Regions from separate parts of the Mus musculus genome. Here regions 2, 3 and 4 are each linked to region 1. The links are chromatin loops, found by intact Hi-C in ENCODE. Cell type or tissue: heart. All regions are shown on one strand. Region 1 holds the start of Magohb (mago homolog B, exon junction complex core component). Region 2 holds the start of Ybx3 (Y box protein 3). Region 3 has its middle 27 kb from the start of Gm22362. Region 4 has its middle 31 kb from the start of Ybx3.

What was found. A loop is a pair of places that touch in the nucleus more often than their neighbours do. Peaks named below come from ENCODE experiments on the same cell type or tissue, not always from the same donor. Only the 100,000 strongest peaks of a DNase experiment are listed, where the experiment ranks them.
Region 2: a loop joins it to region 1, with 9 times the contacts of the local background. A loop is called at or near these places in 3 of 42 quality-filtered maps.
Region 3: a loop joins it to region 1, with 3 times the contacts of the local background. A loop is called at or near these places in 10 of 42 quality-filtered maps.
Region 4: a loop joins it to region 1, with 5 times the contacts of the local background. A loop is called at or near these places in 9 of 42 quality-filtered maps.

What each region holds. Positions count from the first base shown.
Region 1 is chr6:131,291,340-131,296,339 of GRCm38, reverse strand. Magohb (mago homolog B, exon junction complex core component) reads left to right here and starts at 3,096. Exons shown (of 5, transcript NM_025564.2): 1 at 3,096-3,268. The coding sequence starts at 3,175. In heart, no CTCF peak of the experiment used is centred here; a DNase peak (open chromatin) is centred at 3,119; H3K4me3 peaks cover 2,056 bases; H3K27ac peaks cover 1,204 bases.
Region 2 is chr6:131,385,887-131,390,886 of GRCm38, reverse strand. It overlaps Ybx3 (Y box protein 3), which reads left to right and starts at 2,437. Exons shown (of 10, transcript NM_139117.2): 1 at 2,437-2,869. The coding sequence starts at 2,632. In heart, no CTCF peak of the experiment used is centred here; DNase peaks (open chromatin) are centred at 2,406, 2,916 and 3,196; H3K4me3 peaks cover 3,216 bases; H3K27ac peaks cover 2,196 bases.
Region 3 is chr6:131,351,037-131,356,036 of GRCm38, reverse strand. It overlaps a transcript of Styk1 not described here. Among named protein-coding and RNA genes, the nearest start is that of Gm22362, 27 kb to the left of the region's middle. In heart, a CTCF peak has its summit at 2,192 (motif pointing right); a DNase peak (open chromatin) is centred at 2,316; H3K4me3 peaks cover 676 bases.
Region 4 is chr6:131,416,961-131,421,960 of GRCm38, reverse strand. No RefSeq gene overlaps it. Among named protein-coding and RNA genes, the nearest start is that of Ybx3, 31 kb to the right of the region's middle. In heart, CTCF peaks have their summits at 185 and 2,954 (motif pointing right); no DNase peak of the experiment used is centred here.

The DNA.
Region 1 (5,000 bases):
AATGTAATTACCCTAGTTTGGAACTCCAATAATGGAAAAAGGAAAATGTTCACAGTATGTTTCACTACTTCCAGTCTGATTATGGATAGCTGAGACCCTTACACAGCTGTGCTAACCAACGACAGAAACTCTAGCCACATGTGATATTTAAATATTATTTTACATTAATAAAAATTAAGAGTTCCACAAAATTAGTTTCCCCTGTCTCACTAGCCACATTTAAGAACTCAGTAAACAAAACACCTGCCCACATCCCCGGGGTCTACCATCTCAAAAGGTCCCATTTTGATACAATCTTGATTACAAGATGGAGAGTTAGGTAAGTAGTTTTCTATTTTATCTAAAAAACATGTAAGTTCCAGAGGACAAGTCTGAACTCATAGGAAATGGTAGGGGACCAGAGCATAATGGGCCAACTTAAGGAAGCTGCATATGTAGCAGAGGATGGCCTAGTCGGCCATCAATGGGAGGAGAGGCCCTTGGTCATGGGAAGATTCTATGCCCCAGTATAGGGGAATGCCAGGGCCAGGAAGCAGTAGTAGGTGAGTTGGGGAGCAGGGGATAGGGGATTTTCAGAGAGGAAACTAGGAAATGGGATAACATTTGAAATGTAAATAAAGAAAATATCTAATAAAAAAGAGAAAGTCTTAACACTGTGTGTATTTTACACTGCGTTTAAGTAGGCTTAAATCCTGACATCTATAGTTCTACTTAGGTAAATAGGAACATGAACTTGATACATGTGTGAAAATTTTAAAGGAAATGCACAGAGAGCCATCCTAAGGCCACTGAACAAGCCTTTCTGTATAATTCAGTGAAAGGGATTTTAGCTGATATTTCCACAGAGGCTATAAAAACACATTGCTTAAGTTTCTGTGAATTATTCTTGTAATAAATCAGGTCCTTCTCAGTTTTAAAACTGAAAGTTTTCCATCCCTTACTTCCCAAAAATCCTTCTCAAATCTGGACAAATTGAAAGGGTTGGGCATCCTGATGGTAAGGTTGATTTACATCTCTAATATATTTTCCTAAATAGCGGCCTACCACCCCACTACAGGAGTGAGCAAATTTAACAATTACATAACTATTAAGAAGGCCAAAGAGAACCTGCCCCAACTTGCTTTGACAGTTACTCCACTTTCTCAAACCCCAATAAGTCTAGCAACTTATTGATTTCAGGTGTAGATATTGTGGGGTTTTTTTTCTTTCCCCAAATACAAACATTCACACCACCCAGCTTTACTTTAAGGCACTGAAATGCTTGTCTATACTGCCAAGACATTCACAGAATATGGTCACCAAAAAAGTCAATTCAAATAGCACCTTTTATATGTCTTCTTTAATACCACCCTTGTTTGTAAACTTCTAACTCCACCCCCCAATAAAACTACTTGCCCTTTTCATACAGAGCTGTTCTATTGCATGCATTCTTTACTATACCAGTTACTTCCCTTTGCTGGTGTTTGCCTTATATGTTTGCTTTCTTTTTATTCTGAAGGTGTAAATGTTGTGATTGCTTTATTACTAACTTCCATCTGCTCTGGCACATAGAAAAAGGCTTGTTAAAACTCGTGTTGCATAGATTTCAAAGCATATCATATACATGTTGTTTAATTTTCTCAGGTCTGTGTTTGGCAGTTGATCACTGTGTATCTAGTTAGTTAATGATCAAACAGGTTGAGAGATAATGACTTGTCCAAGGTTACGTGGGACCAGTACTGAGACTGGACTCTTTTTCTTAGGATTGTGACAGAAGGCCATCAGTCACCGATAGGATTACTCAGTGGTGCTAAAAGAAAGGTGATCAGGAATTGGAACGAGGGAACTGGGTGCAGTTCACTGTCATTTTGTGCTCTTCAAGACTACACTTGGATGTTCCGTATTTTTCCAACTCAAACTGTTGAGAACTGTGACCTAGCCCTGCAAATATATAGGGTACTAACCATTAACCCTTAGTGACTCATGAGTTGTAGTATACTATGAAAAACTCTTCTATGATGACTATCTGGACTTTTCAGTTTCATGTGCTATTTAAACATCAAACTCCCACCAGACAGATTCATTTTACTCTGTGTCTCCGTCTGGGCTGTTAGCTACTGGAAATTTTGAAGTATTACCAAAAGGGACTCTGGTAGATTGTGTTCTGGTTGCCACCGGAATGTATCTTTTCTCAGTTCACCAGTTTCAGGAAGTAGAGTCACACCCCACTTTACAATGTGCTTCGAGATCAGAGATACCCACAATAAGTACAGCTTGTAAACCTTAGTTCAAAACTCAGAAAAAGACACACCTATAGCATAGGGCAACTCGAAAGTAAAAGTGGTTTTACATCTGTTCCTTCCAAGCCCATTTAAACAAACGAGAAGAAAACAAAGAAACAAAATCCCTAGCTATTTCTTTGCTAAGATAAAATATACAGGAAAACGGACAAATCTGGCAATTATTATAGTGAGGTAATGATGAAGTATTAAGACAAATCTTGTATAGAATTTTAGCTTTTGTATGAGTGTATTTATGTGCTAGTGAGTGTAGGTTATTAAACCAGAGAGGATACTGAGTGTAGGTTAAAGAAATAGAGTGGGAAGTGTAACAGGATACATTTAACAAGAAAGTGCAGCGGGAATAATTTGGGCCCAAGGGTTGGGGGCAGTAGATGAGGAAGAGGTGGAGTGTGGCTCAACCAAAATATAGAATGCCAAAATGAAATCCGGGACTTTGTATCCACCAACGCGCTCATGCAAGCCACCCTTATTAAACTCGGTGAGCCTCCCCTCAACCCAGACAAAAACAAGGCGTAAACGTACAGGAGGGCTTATTGGTAAGACTGGTTCAGCGGAGAAGGGATGAGAGAAGATAACATGGTGGGAGCGACTAAAATTCATCATGTACGTGTATAACATCGTCACAGAGTTAAAACGTAAAAATCGAAGACATGAAAATCTTTTCCAAAAAAAGAAAAAAAAAAAAAAAAAAGCGCTCGAGATCGTGGTGGCTCCAATGCGAACCTTCAGTTCTCTTGGGGGTCTCTTGCTTCCTCTTCAGTTTTCCGGGATTTCGTTCCCTACCGGAGTAAACGCGCCCTTGGTGACGCGCTTTGCCTGCGCCCGTGACGTCACTACCTCGCGCCGGCGGCACGTTGGCCCCGCGGTATAGCGGGCTTTACCGAGGGTAAAAATGTCTATGGGTAGTGATTTCTACCTTCGCTACTACGTCGGGCATAAGGGCAAGTTTGGGCACGAGTTTTTGGAGTTCGAGTTTCGGCCGGACGGTGAGCGGCGGAGGGGCTGCGAGGGAGGGCGAGCCGCCCAGGGAGCGGGTTTCAGCGTGTGTGTGTGTGTGTGTGTGTGTGTGTGTGTGTGTGTGTGTGTGTGTGTGTTTCCTTTCTTCTTTATTTCAATTTACTTGTTTAGTTTTGAGAAAGGGCCTTGTTGTGTAGTCCAAGCCGCCCTCGAACTCACGATCCTCCTGCTTCAGCCTCTGGGATGCTGGGATGACAGGCGTGTCACCATGCCCCAGACTCCCAGAAGGGCTTGAAGGGTTTCATTCCAACATTGGAAGACTTTGCTTTTGTAGCAGGCTTGTGCTGTATTTGTGAGAGCAGACATGGGTTATGTTTGTGAGAGGGAAAAAAATGCTGTAAAGTAATTCAGAAAAGCGAATTCTGCCACTCCTGAAAAGTTGAACATATAGGAATCGGAAACTTAGAGCAGAGAACCTGTGCTCCGGGAGTGTTAACAGAATTATCAAGTGATACTCCAGAGGATGCATGGAATCTTTAGGTGACCTCTTTGGCCTACTCGTTCATTCATGGTATGTGTTAAAGCTGCTTTATAGGGGAGGAGCCCCGTGTCTGAACACAGGAATGTGGTATGTGTCAGGTTTGAAATACAGTTCTTCACTAGTGGATGATGGCCAAAGGTAAGGGAGTCAGTGGAAATGCTCCTAGAAGCTCTTTTTGTGCCACCTCCTAGGCAGTCGGCCAGCCTTGTCTAAATGAGTCTGAAAATCTCCTTCCTAGCCACCAGCTGTCAGAACTCTTTCAAGGGGACAATCAATACAAACTTCATACTTTCAGCAAGAAGCAAATGGCCACAGGGGTAGCCGCTGATGCTCTGGGTGAAGAGGGGAAGTGTTGTGTGGTCCCAGTCACAACCAAGGACTGGGGGAATGACAAACAAGCTTTTCCCACAAAACAAGGCTTCTTGACCCAGAGCAGAGTGTACCTGCTGTTGAGTAAGGGGCATACTTCTATAGACCAAGGAGAGCTGGAGAGAGGAATTGCAGGTCTGTTCTTGATATATTATGAATGCCAATCTGAGTGCTTTCAAATTGGTTATTGTAAAAAAATATTGATACTGCTGGACTGAGCCCCTGTCCCTCTGTTTTTGGTCCCAACAAGCTAGCAGAATCTTAAAGCATTTTAGTAACTCTAAAGAAGACGATGTCTGCTAATGAACTATTGAAAAGCCCTGCAACAGTGGCTGTAAGAAATCCAGGAGGAAAGCACCCAAGGTTCAGCATCTACTTACGTCACTTGTCCTTCAACAACACCATCTCCAATGTATTGTTCTCAAGAAGCAACACACTAAGAAAAACAAGGTAGCTACAGAATAAGCTTAACTTTTGGCCTAGAGAATGAAGCTTAAAAAAAAAAAATACCAGGAACAGATTTCCAAGAGACATAGACTGTCCTCAATGAGAGCTTCTACTTTTAAGTCTGAGTCCAGTAAACAGTAAGTGTTTAAGACAAAGAAGTAAATGATCAGACCTTGAAAAACAAAACAAAAAAAGTTTTCCCTGAGTCTTTTTATTGGGGTGGGGGTGGGGGGTTGAGACAGGGTTTCTCTGCAGCCCTGGCTGTCCTGGAACTCACTCTGTAGACCAGGCTGGCCTCGAACTCAGAAATCTGCCTGCCTCGGCCTCCCGAGTGCTGGGATTAAAGGCGTGTGCTACCACGCCCAGCTTCCCTGAGTCTTTAATCCTAGTACTCTGGGGGCAGA
Region 2 (5,000 bases), 95 kb before region 1:
GTAATGATCACCATTCTGTTAGGATAAGAAAAGCAATGGCCAACCCTCACCAGCATAAAGCACAACTTATAATTTAACTATAAAACCATTAGCATGGGGCTTTCCCAAGCAACACCTATATTTTACATTTAAGAACAACTTCTTAAATGTTATTCACATTTCATATTCATATTTTCATTTGATTTCAGTATGGAACATGCAGTGATACTATTTAAAAACTGAGAACTTACAATTAAACTTTTTAAAAAATTTAAAGATTACTTATTTATTTTGGTCTATATTTTTTGGCAGGGGGGGTGAGATTTAGTTATGTAGCTCAGGATGGCCTTGAATTTATGATCTTCCTTCTAATCTCCAAGTACTGGTATTTCAAGGCTAAGATACCCCAACCCTGTCCAGAATTTACATTTATTTGCTTTTTAACATTTTCATTATTTGTAGGTCTGTGTGTGTGTCGGTAAGTATGGGTGACATGTTTGTCACAGCACAAGTATGGAAGCTAGAGGACCGATTTCTGCAGTCCATTCTTCCCTGTACCTGGTGGGTTCTGGGAATTGAATTCAGGTCATCAGGTGGGGCAACAGGTACCTTTACCTGCTAAGCCATCTCACCTGCCCAACATTTGTTTCTTAAAAATTGTATGTGTCATGGATGCACTACACTGATAACAACTTCATTGGTAAGTACATGGCTGTGGAATAATCTGGTCTGTGTTGTTTTCATTTTGCAAACATTTACTGTGTGCACATTGTAGGCTTGGGATTGTGTTAACCAGTGGAAATGCCAAAACTTGAGTTGCACATGAGAACTACCATCTTGATGGCAGATGGTAACTTGATCAACAATTTCCAGGGGGTAGCGGGTGAAAGGAGGGTAAATATGTGGGGAAAGAGGGGATTTTAAAAGAACACTTTCATTGGACCAGACACTGAAAACATGTATAACTTAGCCTCTTTTCACAGCCCCTTTGGGACACTATTTTGAGCTGCAGGGGCAAAATGGCCCTATATTCCAGATAGTCTTTGGTACAGGTCTCAGTTCTTTGGTCAAGTGTTAAGCTTCACTCTGTAAAGGGTAATGTGGACTCCTCTGCTGGGAGTGTTTAGAGGTCATCTGCATGTTGTAGGTCTCATCCTAGCGACCAGGAGGACTCTTGTTCCCTTGTCCTTAAAAATGTTCTTAAGCTTGGCAGAGCAGCACACAACTTTAATCTAATCTCAGCCCCAGGAGGAGAGGAGGGCAGAGATGCAGGAGGATCTCTCAGAGGTTAGTATGGCCTGCAGAGCCGGGTTCAAAGACAGCCAGGGCTAACACAGAGAAACCTGTCTCAAACATACATTTTTCGTTTGTTTGTTTTTTGGTTTTACATTTATGGGGGTGGTGGGACCGCATGCTGCTGCCACGGCACATGTATGGAGGTCAGGACAACTTGGAGTTGATTATCTTCTTCCATCTGGTAGGTCCAGGGAAGAAACTCAGGTGGTCAGGTTTGGAGGCAAGCCTTTACCTGCTGAGGCATCTTGCAGGCCTTACTCTGAGTTGCTCAAGCTTTCCCCAGTTTAGTGCTAATTATAGCCAACTCGAGCAAAAGGTATCATGTGGATTTATTCCACTCTTTCAACGTAGGTTATTAAATACATATTAACAGCTTATTATCTGTTGCCTCTGACAGGTGTAAACCCTGCATTTGCAGTCATTCTGGAAGATCTAGATTTTAATTTTCTCACTTGTGGAGTCGCTAAACGAGGCCTTTTGATTTTATAAGAGTAATTGTTTTGTTTTGTTGGGGAGTAGGGGCGGTATTCCGGCGCACGCACATGGCTGTTTGGAGAGAATCTCTTGCAGCCTTCAAACTTCTTTTGCTCATGATGACCTTGAACTGACCCATGCGAGCACTGGATCCTCTAAGCTACATCTCCAACCCCTTGTCTGTTTTTTTTTTTTGTGTGTGTGTGTGTGTTACTACTTGGAAGGAGGGATAGTTGAAAGACAGCCTCAGTAGCCCAAGCTAGGCTACTCTCAATGACATTCCAGCCTCAGCCTCTTGTGTACTAGGAATACTGGAGCGGGCTAACCACAGCTCCCAGGTTACTCTAGTTCCTATCTCAGCGCCCAGAATACTTTCTGGTATCTGCTGGATGTGCAAATGTAAAGGAGGTTTTTTTTTTTGTTTTTGTTTTTGTTTTATTAAGGCGCTGTGGGCCCACTCCACCTCTCAGGAAGCAGGCTCAGGTGAAAGACGTCTTGGGGAGGGTATGTCTCCTCTGCTCCGCGGCGACCTCGCCCGGGTGCCCGCATCCCCGGACTAACCAGCTCCGGGAGCCTTGCCGAGTAGCGCGGGCGCCTTTAAATGCTAATAAGCAGCTACGGCGGCTTTCCCCACCCTCTCTCTCCCCGCCCCGCGTCCGCCTGCCCGCCCGCCGCCCGCGAGCACTTGCGCGGGGCCATCTTCGGGGCCGGGAGATCCAGCGAGACCGCGAGCGCGCGCGTCCCCAGCCCTCGAGCCGCCGCCCGCCGCCGCGCCGCGCGATCCGCACCGGCCTCCCCGAGAGCGAGCCGGACGCCGCGACTGCCACCGCGCTAACCGCCGCCAACCGCCACCGAGGTGCCCGGAGAGAGCGGAGAGGCGGCATGAGCGAGGCGGGCGAGGCCACCACCGGCGGCACCACGCTCCCGCAGGCCGCGGCCGACGCGCCCGCCGCGGCGCCCCCGGACCCCGCGCCTAAGAGCCCGGCGGCCAGCGGCGCGCCCCAGGCCCCGGCGCCCGCCGCGCTGCTCGCGGGGAGCCCCGGCGGAGACGCAGCCCCCGGGCCCGCCCCGGCCTCATCAGCCCCCGCGGGCGGCGAGGACGCGGAGAAGAAAGTTCTCGGTGAGTCCCTGCCTGCAGCCCGGGAGAGACGGCGGGCGAGGATGGACGTGGATGCAGGGCGGGCTGGGACACGTGGGCCAGCTCTGGGGAGTCTTGGCTGTGGGTCGGGAAAGCAGCACGTTTCCTCGGTGGGGAGGAGGGGACACTAGGAAGGCACGAGAGGGGTGACTTGGGAAGATTTTATTGTGTGGTGTATTTTTTTTTTTTACCCCCTAGGCCTGGGAGGGTCAGGTGTCTGTCTCTGACACCCTTCCCTCGTGGGCTTGGGACAGCCGCCATGCTCCTGCGGGCCACATGCCGGCACAGGGATGTTGCAACGCCCCGGGAAACTTGGGGCGGGCACTCGCCTCCCCTTACTGTGCCCACAGATGCAAAGAGCCTCCAGTACCTTCCAATTGCTGCACCATCCCCTCTCCCGCACCGTGGGAACACACGTGGTGTGACGGCCGGGAAAACTTAGTCGGAAGTGGAGTAGGACGAGTGTCCAAAACACTTACGACTTGTTACTGGAGGGAAAGGGAAGGTGGGGACTGGAGATTTCGCGGGGCGCGGGGCAGAGGTTTTATAACTGTGGCTGTTGTATTTTGTCGCACATTTGGGTGTCCTCATCTTCCTTAAGGAACGCCCGGTGTGAGGCCTTCCACAAGCTTGCCTAGCAGGTGGGTGGTGGATAAGCTCCCCGGAGGGTGTGTGCGTGCGCATGTGGTTTGCTATCCGAAACAGGAAAGTTAACAGATGGTGTAGGATGCTTCAGAAATGTTCACTGTTTCTGGGTGGGGCCGATTGGGCTCGCCTGCTCTCTGAGCTTCCTCCCCATTCTAGCGAGAAAGCTGAAGGAATAATTGTGGAAGAAATAGAACACCATTCGGTGTTCCCCACCCCTGACAGTTCTCTGGTTCTTGTTTTCCCAAGGCTTTAAAAACTTGGTTCCTGCCAATTTTTTTTTTCCCCACTCTCACTAAAAAGTTCCTTAAAGGTCTTGTGGGTGTTACATTGTGGCACTTTCTACCAAGATGCTCCTTGGACCATTTCCACACAAAATGAAAGATAGAACCCTGTGTTGCTAGCCGAAGCAGGTTCTTAATGATACCTTACTAAGGGCAGATGGAATCCTACAGGTTTTTACTTGATCCTTGCACTTTTGAGATAAGAAAAGTAGATAATATCTTTGGAGATTGGGGGTGGGAGGTGGGTGGTGGTGGTAGGGCGATAAAGGAAGGTTAATTTCCGCAATCCCCAGCAGTTTAGTTCTGTTTCTGCCAGATACCTGGTGATGAGTCTGATGTCTTTCATCCTGCCACCTCAAAAAGTCCAGACTCAGAAAATGAAGGGCAAGCCTCCACCTGACACTTTGAGCACTGTTTGTCTTTGTCCGATGTGGTCTGCCATCTCCTGTGCCAGGCCGACACACGGATATCCAAAATGTTCTGGACTCAGGACTGACTGAAATGGATATCTTGGACGCTCTCATTCTGGTCTTTGCAAAGGGGCCTTAACTTTGGTTTATACCGTGTAGTCCTTTAGGGAAAACAAGTTTATTCAAGTAAAAAGATCTGGGTAGGCGTATTTTACCAACCAACACCTTCTTGTGTACTTGAATATAGTATTAAAAGTGTGAATGAATTTGTCTGATCATAGATATTTGTACAGTTAGTATTTTTAAAAATAACTTTGAGAAGGAAAGAAACACCATCAACTGTGTGAAAACAGACTTGAGAATCTTGCCCATCTTCCCCCTTCTGCTGTTATCATTGACTTCCCCTCTTTTCTTTGTGTATCTGTTTTGGTTTTGCACTTTTACTTATTTATTTATTTATTTATTTTTGAGATTGGTCACATGAAGTAGCCCAAACTGGCCTTGGCCTCACTCACCTTGTAGCAGAGGATAACCTTTAACTCTTTGTCATCCTGCCTCTATCTCCCAAGGGGCAGGATTACAGGTGTGCACCACCATTACAGGTGTGCACCACCACATTGGGCTTAGTGGTTTTTTTGTATCAGTTTCTTCCAGAGCCTCCATGTGTGTATCTTTATTTATTTGTGTATATCCAGAGTTTTTGAAAGAAACAAAATCCTCTCATGTAAATCCTGATGTAGAGGCCATACCGTTTATCCAAACCGGACTTCCCTG
Region 3 (5,000 bases), 60 kb before region 1:
CAGTCAAACACATAAATGCTAGGTGTGACTTCGCTCTCCTGTATTACCAATACTCAAGATGCTGAGGCAGGAGGATCACAAGAATATGCCAGGCCAGTGTAAGTTTCCAGTGACTTCAAGATCATCCATAGTGAAACTGTCAGCATAACTAGAAATCATCTGGTTTTTGGATGAGGCAGCCTAAGGTTAGTGACATCTCCCATAAGCATTTTTCCCAGACAGGAAATGGACACCAGTAAAACGTTAGGAAAACTTTTAGTGAAAACAGGAATCCAGGGCAAGGGTAATACTTCTTGTCAGAAAGCAGGATAGGTGAACCAATAAAGTACACAGAAGAGCTGTAGCAAGCCTCTGCTTTATTCAGGCTAGCTGAAAGACTGTCATCTGCTGAGGATCATCTGACACTCCACCTCGTCAGGCTGATAGAAGAAGAAATAAACACATTTTATGCCTGTTGATTTAATCTTGCAGTCAGTTAAAGGCTGCTCCGTATAAACCCAACTGTCAGGATGGGTATATGAGACAGAAGATGAGAGCTAACCAAATGTACTGCTGTGAACTTACCTTTCTAGGTCTTTTGGATGTTGGGTCAGGAAGGCACAGCTATTTGTCATTTCTGTCTATTTGACAGAATCAGCCAGATTAGAGCCCCACAGTGCTTTACTGGTCCATTTTCAACCAAATAGCAAGCATTTTGAGTACTGTTTGCTGAGCTGTCTGTCTTGAAAGCATTAAGCACTCTCAGTGAGAATCTTTCCCCCTTCCCAATTTCCTAACCTCTGACTTACCCAAAAAACCCTCTCCCAAAAGAAAACTAGGGCTGGGGGTGTAATTTAGTGGTAAAGGACTTTCTAGTCTATGTGAGGTCCTGGCTTTGATCTCTCTGACTGAAAAAAAAAAAAAAAAACATGAAAGGGCGCCACCTGTTACTGCCTTTCAAGCTTTGAAGGTGGAAGAGAAAGTTATGGAGTGAGCAGTCTGGAAGCAGTTCCTGAGAAAGCCCAAACAGAGTCGGAAGCTAACCCAGCAGTGACGCTCCACCGTGGATAATGACTACAGTAGCCAGGAGTTTGGGCCAGACCAAGGAGTCTGGGAAATGTCTTAGATGTTGGAAAAACAAGGAAACCGATCTTTCTCCAGATTCCCCAGAAAGAAATATATACAGTCATTTTAGTACAAGGAGACCTTTGTTGAAAATTCAGCATGCAGAGCTATCTATGTTAGTCAAGCAATTTCATTTGTGTAATTTGTTAAATCGGCAATAGAAAACTAACGTATGACTGAGCTGACAGAACTTAAAGCTAACATAATTCACATATGGACCTTTACCCATGACCAACATTCTCTGATTTACACCAACCCAGTGTTAACACAAGGTCACGCTGCGAGTAACAGCCCGTATTTACTTCCTTGTTTTTAGCTGACCACACAATACCTTTTTTTAAACCTTACAAAAATTTCCCTCTATGACTCTAAGAATCCTCAGTGTGGTAAGGGACCTCATAAACCTCCAGCCCATCTTCTCCTATCTGGGTCCCGCGGTTTCGATCACCTGGCTTAAATTTCCTCAGTACCGGGGAAATTGCTTAAGGTACTAGGCACCACTGCAGAGATTCCAGATCTGACCACAGCTCCATCAGAGCTTCTCTGGTGATCTTATGTTGCCAGGAAAACATTTCAGGGAAATCTTGGGGGCATGGGTAGGCATTGCGGTCGCTTTGGGGTCTCCTTGCTCTCAGATAAAGTAAGAAGAATCACTTGATGTTAAATGTCTTTGAAACCGTTTCAAAGCAGTGTGCCTCAGGATTGAACATCTTTTAGGTTTTAAAAATATCCTTTTGATGAAATAACTCTACCATTTGAATTATAATTCTCATCTATGCTTCAACTGTACATCAAGAGGGCTTAGACAAAGGAGTGTAGGATAACTCCACTTTCCCACACACCTTTCCCCAAAAGGAAGGAGGCTCCAGAAAATAATGGGTTTCTAAAGCATCGTACTAAATATTTGATAACGTGCTTTTAGGACTTTCTTTTGTATTTATTATTCCTAGGTTTCTCGGTGTCGTGGTGGCGGTTCGTTTGGTCTTGTAGCACCTGGCAAAGCCTTTGGGTAGAACCATGCCTGGAGTCTTCCAGACAATTGCAAATTCCCGGGGAAACGGCTGCTGCAGGGTCTGCCAGGCGGTGGCACTGTTGGCCTTCACCATGACTCTGATTCTCCATGAACAGACTTTTCTCTTGCACTGTTCATTCACCTCGCAATCGAAAATGAGCGCGTCGCTTGGCAACAAGTCCAAGTTTTACAGTTTCAGCGGAGGTTTCCTGCTGACTGCTGTGTGGTTGAGTTCCGGAAACCTCAGAGCCCGCAGATTTCCCTTTGTGGGGCGCTCCTCCTTCATCCTCTGAGGGCAGCCACGCCCCACTGGAGGAAGTTGAGACTGGAAAGCCTTTCCTTGAAGCTGGCAAACCTTGCCGTGCCTCACCTGTCTCTTCCAGTCCCCTGACTGGCCAGCTCCATCTGAAACCAGAGTGACCAGAGGAGGGACAAGGTACCATTTGGCTTCTGCGGTCAGAGGGAGGGAGAGGTACAGAGGGTGAATCTGGGTGGTTTGACGTTTGGGGAGAAGAATGGAAAGGGAGAGGGAACTAGAGGTGGAATAGCCAGGCTGGCTGTATGAGAACCAAGGTGCGCTGATGGTATTTCTTTGGAATAAGTGTCTTGTGGCTTTTGACTTCTGGCTTTTTATGACATGAAAACTTCAGTTTTGCCAAAGAGAACAGTAAGATGAGATTCTCTGAGAAGGAACAGCCAGGACCAAGAGAGTATAAAAAGAATGAGGGCACATTACTTACCTGGGGGTCTGTAATGAGTACCTTGGGTTCAGCGCGCTCAGTCTCAGAATTAGGTTTTCAGATTACAGTTACTGCACAAGGCCATGGACACTCTAAATGAGGTAATATTTGTATTATATCATATTTCAAAACTGCATGTTGTCCTTTGTTGGGCCAACCCATTTTTCTCTCAGTTCCTTAATCTCTCTCTCTCTCTCTCCTTCCCCATACTCCCTCTCCCTTCACCTCCATCCGTCCTTCACTCCTCCTCTCTCTCATTTGTATTACTTCCTTCTGTAAAGATTCTTCTCTCCATGTGAGCTTCTTCTGTATATAAGACCATGTCTTTCCCCCACTTTTTAGTAAGAGCCATCAGTGGATGTAGGAAAAAAGCCAGGGGCTGCCGGCACGCTTCAGTAGACCTGGATGGACACTGGACTTTGCTAACTGCCTGCTTTATCATCTTGCCGCCATCAGTATCTCCACTCACAGCCATGAGACTGATCCTTTTACTGAGACAACACGAAGTATTTGTGCCATTGCAAATTATAACCAAGCCCCCCACCCCCAGAAAAAAAATCAGGGTTTGCACAACCAACTCTAGTTTCAAGTTATAGAAACTAAGTACATATAAAACTAAGTACATATGTCTTTAGGACTGTTGCTCTTGCGCTCCATGGGAAGGATTTATTCTGGGCCTTTTTCTGGGGTTGGTAGATGGCTGTCTTTATATTATAACGTCCCTCCCCACTTATGTTTGTCTGCCTTTCCCTTTCATTTATTTTGTAAGTAGATCAGTCATATTAGGCTAACACCAATCCTACTTATCTCATCTTTTGAAAGATTCTGTCTTTAAATAATGTCAAATTTGGGGATAGGAGGTGCTACTATATCTAATATGAATGGAGGTGGGGGAATCACAATTCAACCCATGACAACAGGTTAGTCTTTTATATATGTGCTCAGCTACATTCTATTAAAAGTGTGTTAGAGAAAGTCAGGACCTCTTGCGGGCTGCTCAGCTGTCTCCTACAGAATCATCCTTCCACCTTCCGCACCTCTCCCTGTGGTCTCAACAACAACGTGACATGCTCTGAAGTTGCACGGTCTGTGAGTCTACGCTTCTGTTTTGTTAAGCTGTGAGATCTCACCTGTGCTGCGGCTACTGTAACCAATGGACACACACACACATACAAAACAACCACACAATACAAAATAACACACCATACAAAAGCAAAAATGATGGCATAAAACACACATTCAAACATGAGTAGGATGATCTCTTGTCCTGGAGACTCTAAAGGAAAGTCAGTTCTCTGTCTTGCTTGTTTCTAGAGCTTCTGGCACATTCCCGAGTTCATGCCTCTTTGTTCACATTCACACCCCACACTGTCTGGGTTTGTTTGATGCTTCAGTCCTTCCCACTGATGCTTTGCCTCCTTCTTGACCATTTAAGGATACTTGTGACACACCAGGTTCACTCTGTTTTTCTTTATTTGATTAATCCCATCTGCAATGTTAATTCCCATTTGCTATTTTAATACTAATAAAATCAAGATATTAATAGGTTCCAGAGATCTAGGGCATGGGCATTGTGGGAAGAGGGAGTAATTTTTCTTAGTCTTGTACTGCATTGATTATCATCTCCCCAACTCCCCACCCCTCTGTCTTGTTTTTCTCATTACTGGAGAATGAACTCACGGCCCTGTCACTTACCCTCTTACCCTTAGCACTCTCTCTCTCTCTCTCTCTCTCTCTCTCTTTCTCTCTCTCTCTGTCTCTGTCTCTCTCTCCAACAGCTTTTCTTTAATTATTTTTTTTTTTTTTTGGTTTTTCGAGAGAGGGTTTCTCTGTATAGCCCTGGCTGTCCTGGAGCTCACTTGGTAGACCAGGCTGGGTTCGAACTCAGAAATCTGCCTGCCTCTGCCTCCCGAGTGCTGGGATTAAAGGCATGCGCCACCACGCCCGGCTGTCTTTAATTAATTTTTACATTACGTGTGTGTCTATATTACTTGCATACATAGACACATACACCATAATGTAGGTATGTTCATGTGAGTGCAGCCATGAGGCATTAATCATCCAGAGATGGAGTTGCAGGCAGCTGGGGGCCACTGGAGTCGGGTGCTGGAACTGAACTGGAGTCCTCTCCAAAAGCAATACAT
Region 4 (5,000 bases), 130 kb before region 1:
TGCTAGTAATGGAGGATTCAGAGTCTGAACGGTCCATCTTATGCAACCAGACAAGGTGTGACTCGGACACCAACCAAGGAGCAAAAACTTCACTCTTCCTTGCCTGCAAGATGTGTAGGGCAATGGTGGTTCAGAATTTGTGGGAGTGGCCAACCAATGACTGGTGTAATTTGAGGCCCAAGCCACAAGGGGGACACCACTCCCAATGCTGCCTGGATGGCTAGGAATAGGAGGCTGGAGAGCCCAGAGACCTAGGGTAGACAAAAATGTCTGGATTAGTGGGGAAAATCAATGAAATACCTAATGCTATATAATGTTATACTCGAGAAGGCTGTATCAAGTAGCTGTTGACAACAGATATAGAGACCCACAGCCAAAACTAAGGCCAAGAAAGAGCCCAGGTTGGAGATCTCCGTTCAATCTGCCCCCCATTGAAAGCTTGAGAACCTTCCCATGAAGAAGAGGGGTAGAGGATTCCAGGAGAATGAAGGCCGCGGAGCCAACTAAATAGGTCTTAAAACTCAGACACTAAAGCAACAGTAGCTGAGCCTGTAGGGGTCGGGGCGAGGTCCTGTGCATATTTGTTGTTTTTAGCTTCTTGTTGGTTTGGTTTTTGTTTGTTTCTTTTGTTTTGTTTTTCCTTTCAGGGGAGAGGGTGCTCCTAACAATGGGCATTGGGGTATCTGACACTCTTGCTTGCTTTTGAGACCCTTTTCCTCCTACTAGGTTAACTTGTCTAGCCTTAATGTAAGGGTTGTGTGCCTGATCTTACTGTATCTTGTGCCAGTTCGGTTGATATCACTAGGAGCCCTGCTCTTTTCAGGGGATGGGGAGAGACTGGAGTGGAAGGAGTGAGTCTAGGATTGGAGCATTGGGGGGGGGGGGGGCAGGGCTGGAAAGAGTGGAGGAAGGGGAAGTTGCGGTTGTGATGTATGAAAGAAGAATAAATAAAAACTTAAACTTTAAAAAAAGAAGAAAGAACAGAAAACTAGAACTGCCTCTGTCCCTTCAAAATGTAGGGATTTGGAGTACTTCCTTGAGAGGGCATATCTCCTCTGAGAGAGCAACCAGGTAAAACATCTGATAAAGGCTGAGGTTAGTCTTTAGACTCTCCTAACCTATAATTAGGGCAAACAGGGAAGACTGGGGAGTCTAGGGCCCTCATTAAGATGACTGCTTAGAGAAGGAATGCAAAACGATCCAACAGGTTAGCCCTGCTTCCACACCCACCACAAAAACACAAACATCAACCTCCACAAAATACACACATACTCACACACACAGAGACACATAGCCATGCATACACACTCACACACAGACACACATTCACGGTCTCACACACACTCACTCATGGTAAGTCAAGGAAAACAAAGCCTACACAGGAGGGAATGAGTTCACTAAAAACCAGAAATAGAAAAGAAAGAATGGGAAAGTACACAGAAAGCATAACTATTAAATGGGCAAAGGTCAGTCATTATGACTGTCTTTGAGAATCCAAGCAAAACCAAGGGACAGTATTTAAATCAATGAATAAGTTGTACAGGTAAAAGTTGACTAAAGTTTAAAATAACTAGCATGTAAATACTTGTAGTTTGAACAGCAATGACCAGTAGAAAAGGGAAGTTTAAAAAAAAAGCTTTTTACAAAACATCAATGTCAGATCTCTAAAAGAAAATCAGAACATTTTTGAGAGTTAATGGAGGTAGGACAAAGAGCAGTAACTCAAGTTTAAGGCTGGGAAGATGATTCTAAACTGTCAATTCTCTCTAGGTTGTTCTATCAAGTCATGAATCCGAACAGAATTTTTCCATGAGACTTAAATATTCTAAAATTAATCTGCCCTCCTCTCTGCATCTCAACCACCTTGATAAAAGAAAGAAAGGTGCTTGAAAGTGGAAAGGAAGGGAAGGGATACCCACAATGGGTTAATAAATGCATAGTGACTGAATGCATGCTGACAATTCAAGTGCTCTTCAACATAAGATGAGATGATGAGACGATGAGACGGGGCACTTTTCTGAGTTGATCACCTGGCTAAAGAACTAGTAAAATGCTGAAAGAACTCCCTAATACCTCAAAAGAGGAAGATGAACCACTACAACCCACAGGCTCAGAAGCAGACAGGACGTAGTGGAACATAGAGGTAATAGCATGTACAGAGCTTCTCTGAGGCTGAGGAGTGTCTTTGGAAGTAGACAGAAACAGGAAGTTCTCAAGGAGGCTTGAGTAAATGGAGCCTGGTCCTTAGAGTGTGACCATGGGCAGCACATCCATAAAAAGAGAGCAACAGAAAATGCTTCTAAAAGGTGAAGAACAATTCCAAGGAAATCAACCATAAAAGGGCAGAACCTGCCGGGCGTGGTGGCGCATGCCTTTAATCCCAGCACTCTGGAGGCAGAGGCAGGCAGATTTCTGAGTTTGAGGTCAGCCTGGTCTACAAAGTGAGTTCCAGGACAACCAGGGCTATACAGAGAAACCGTGTCTCGGAAAAAACAACAACAACAACAACAACAAAAGGGCAGCACCACATTAGATACGATGCTATAAGGCAGATTTCTAAGTGATCAATTACTTATAATTATCACTTTTGTATTATAAAAGAGTTGTTTATGAGATAGTATTGAGAAAATAATCAATTCTTTGCCCTAATAGTATTTGTTATCCAACCATGTTAAAGGGAAGAATATTTGATTAGACATCAGGAGATCTTAGGTTCTCTTCCTACATTCACTGCTGTCCAGGCTTAAAATTCAAATTACCTAGAACTTGCTTTTTACATGTGAAACTGAAGAGGAAGGGATGAAAGTGTATTATGTAATGATCTCACTCAAGCCCCAGCAAAACAACTTGGGTTCACTCTCCCAGTGCTGGAAGAGGGGACTCATAAAGACTGGAATGCACTTTGCTTGGCTTCATTCCACTTTTGATTTCTCAGCCTTAGTTTCATTACCCAACAAATCCACTGGGTGGCAATAACACTGAGTAAAAATAAATGGCAAGTTTAGATTCTCAGAAACTGTCTTCTTCAGAAGCTAATGTTTACAGCTCTCCCTTCCCTGTTTTTATGAAGTCACCAGGCTGCTGGGGCCAGTAGAACAAAGGCCACACACAAAGCCTGAGAGTGGGACCAATGACTCCCAGAGGAGGTTCAGCTATGATCTAGGTCCTTTGCCACACAAAGCAGGCTTTACCAATCAATCCCTTACTGATTCGAAAGAAAGTGAGACAACTGGGAGGGGGAAGATAAGCTACTAAAATACCAAGTTATTGAAAGTAAACAATGGAGGTAGAATTCCAGCCTTAGCTGAATGCCCAGGATCCTACAGCAAGCTGACACCTGTGAAGAGAACTAACCCGAAGGGCCCTTCCTTCCTCTATATACTCACTAGTACAAGAAATGGTGCTTTCACTGTTTTCTTGATAAGAGAAAGGGAGCACCGTCAAGGGAGCACCATCAAGCTGACTCCTTTTTAGAACAGGCTAATATAAATCATCTTCTAGTCACTACAAAATGACACTAGACAGCTGTAGCAATGCCCACTTTGGGTTTTATATCAGGGTCACTCAGATCTGTCCCTTGTAGCTTAAACCACCCATGAGGAGCTGGGAGTGTGGCTCCACAACAGAACACTTACCTAACAGGTATTTGTCTCTGGGTTCAACCCTTGGCACCATGAAATAATGGTGCCACCCCATACTGGCTCTTATCTTAAAAGAGAAACAACAGAATTTCATCCAAACTGAGTTAAAAGAGAAAAAAATGGCATTTAAAGTAAGTATGAGGTGTTTTAAAGTATACAAAGATAAAAACGCTTCTTTGATACAGAAGGTTGAAATAAAATATCAGAAAAGCACCTGAAGTTATTATAATTTTTTATACATGCTGTAATGGCTTATTTTAACTGTTACCTGGGCACAGCCTAGAGTCAGCTGGTTGGGAAAGTGAAGGATAATCTAGAACAGGTGTGCCTGTGTGGTCAATCCTTAGGGAATTGTCATGGATATGTTAATTGATGTGGGAAGACCAAGTCTAAAAGTTAGTTACACCACTCTGTAGGGTTGGTTCCTGGACTGAATAGAAGCAGAGAAAGGGAGTTGAGCTGGAGGTATGGATGTATTTGTTTTCTCCGTTTTTGACTGTGGATGTGCCTAGCTATTTCAAAACTTGCACCTCTGTGAATTCCTTGCATTGATGGACTATAACCTGCAACTGTGAGCAAAAACAAACTCCTCTCTCTCCTCTGCTTCCTTTTATCAAATGTCTTATCATAGCAACAGAAATGAAAATAAAACACAGACCCTCATGATCCAACCATATTACACATAACCAGAACCAGAAGTGACAGCTCCTGCTTCTAGTCCCAGAACTCCAAAGACTAAGACAGAAGGATATCAATGAGTTCAAGATCAGCCTGCACTGCAGAGTGAAACCCGATCCCCCTCCAAAAAGTAAAACACCTGAAATGTGAAATGTTCTAAAGTCAAAGCTTTTGTGAGTATCAACCTGACACCATGAGTGGAATATTCCATGCCTGACCTCATGGGATGAGTCACACTCAAAACATAGATGCAATAAAAATATAATGTATAATTACCTCCAGGCAATGTGTGTAATGTATGTGTGAAACAGAAATGAATTTCATGTTTAGACTTGGATCTCTTCCCTACTGGGCCTCTTTTTATATACATGTAAATTTACATAAGAAGTTTACTTAAGAAAAATTTAAGAACTTAAAATAGTTCTAGTCTCAAGCATTTAGAATAAGGGATTCCTAACCTGTATTTTTTTCCTCTGGAATCCCCTCTCCATGCCTTTCTTGTCATGTGCAAAACATTGCTTCTTTCTGGGGACTGACTCTCTTCCCTCTCACACATCTTTACCTCCAGGGACTAAAAGAGACAGACTCATATCTTTGATTCCTTTATTCACAATCTCTACAGCTGTAGTATAATTAAAAATGGTTGAGAGTAGTAATTATCAATGAAGGAGATTCTGAGCT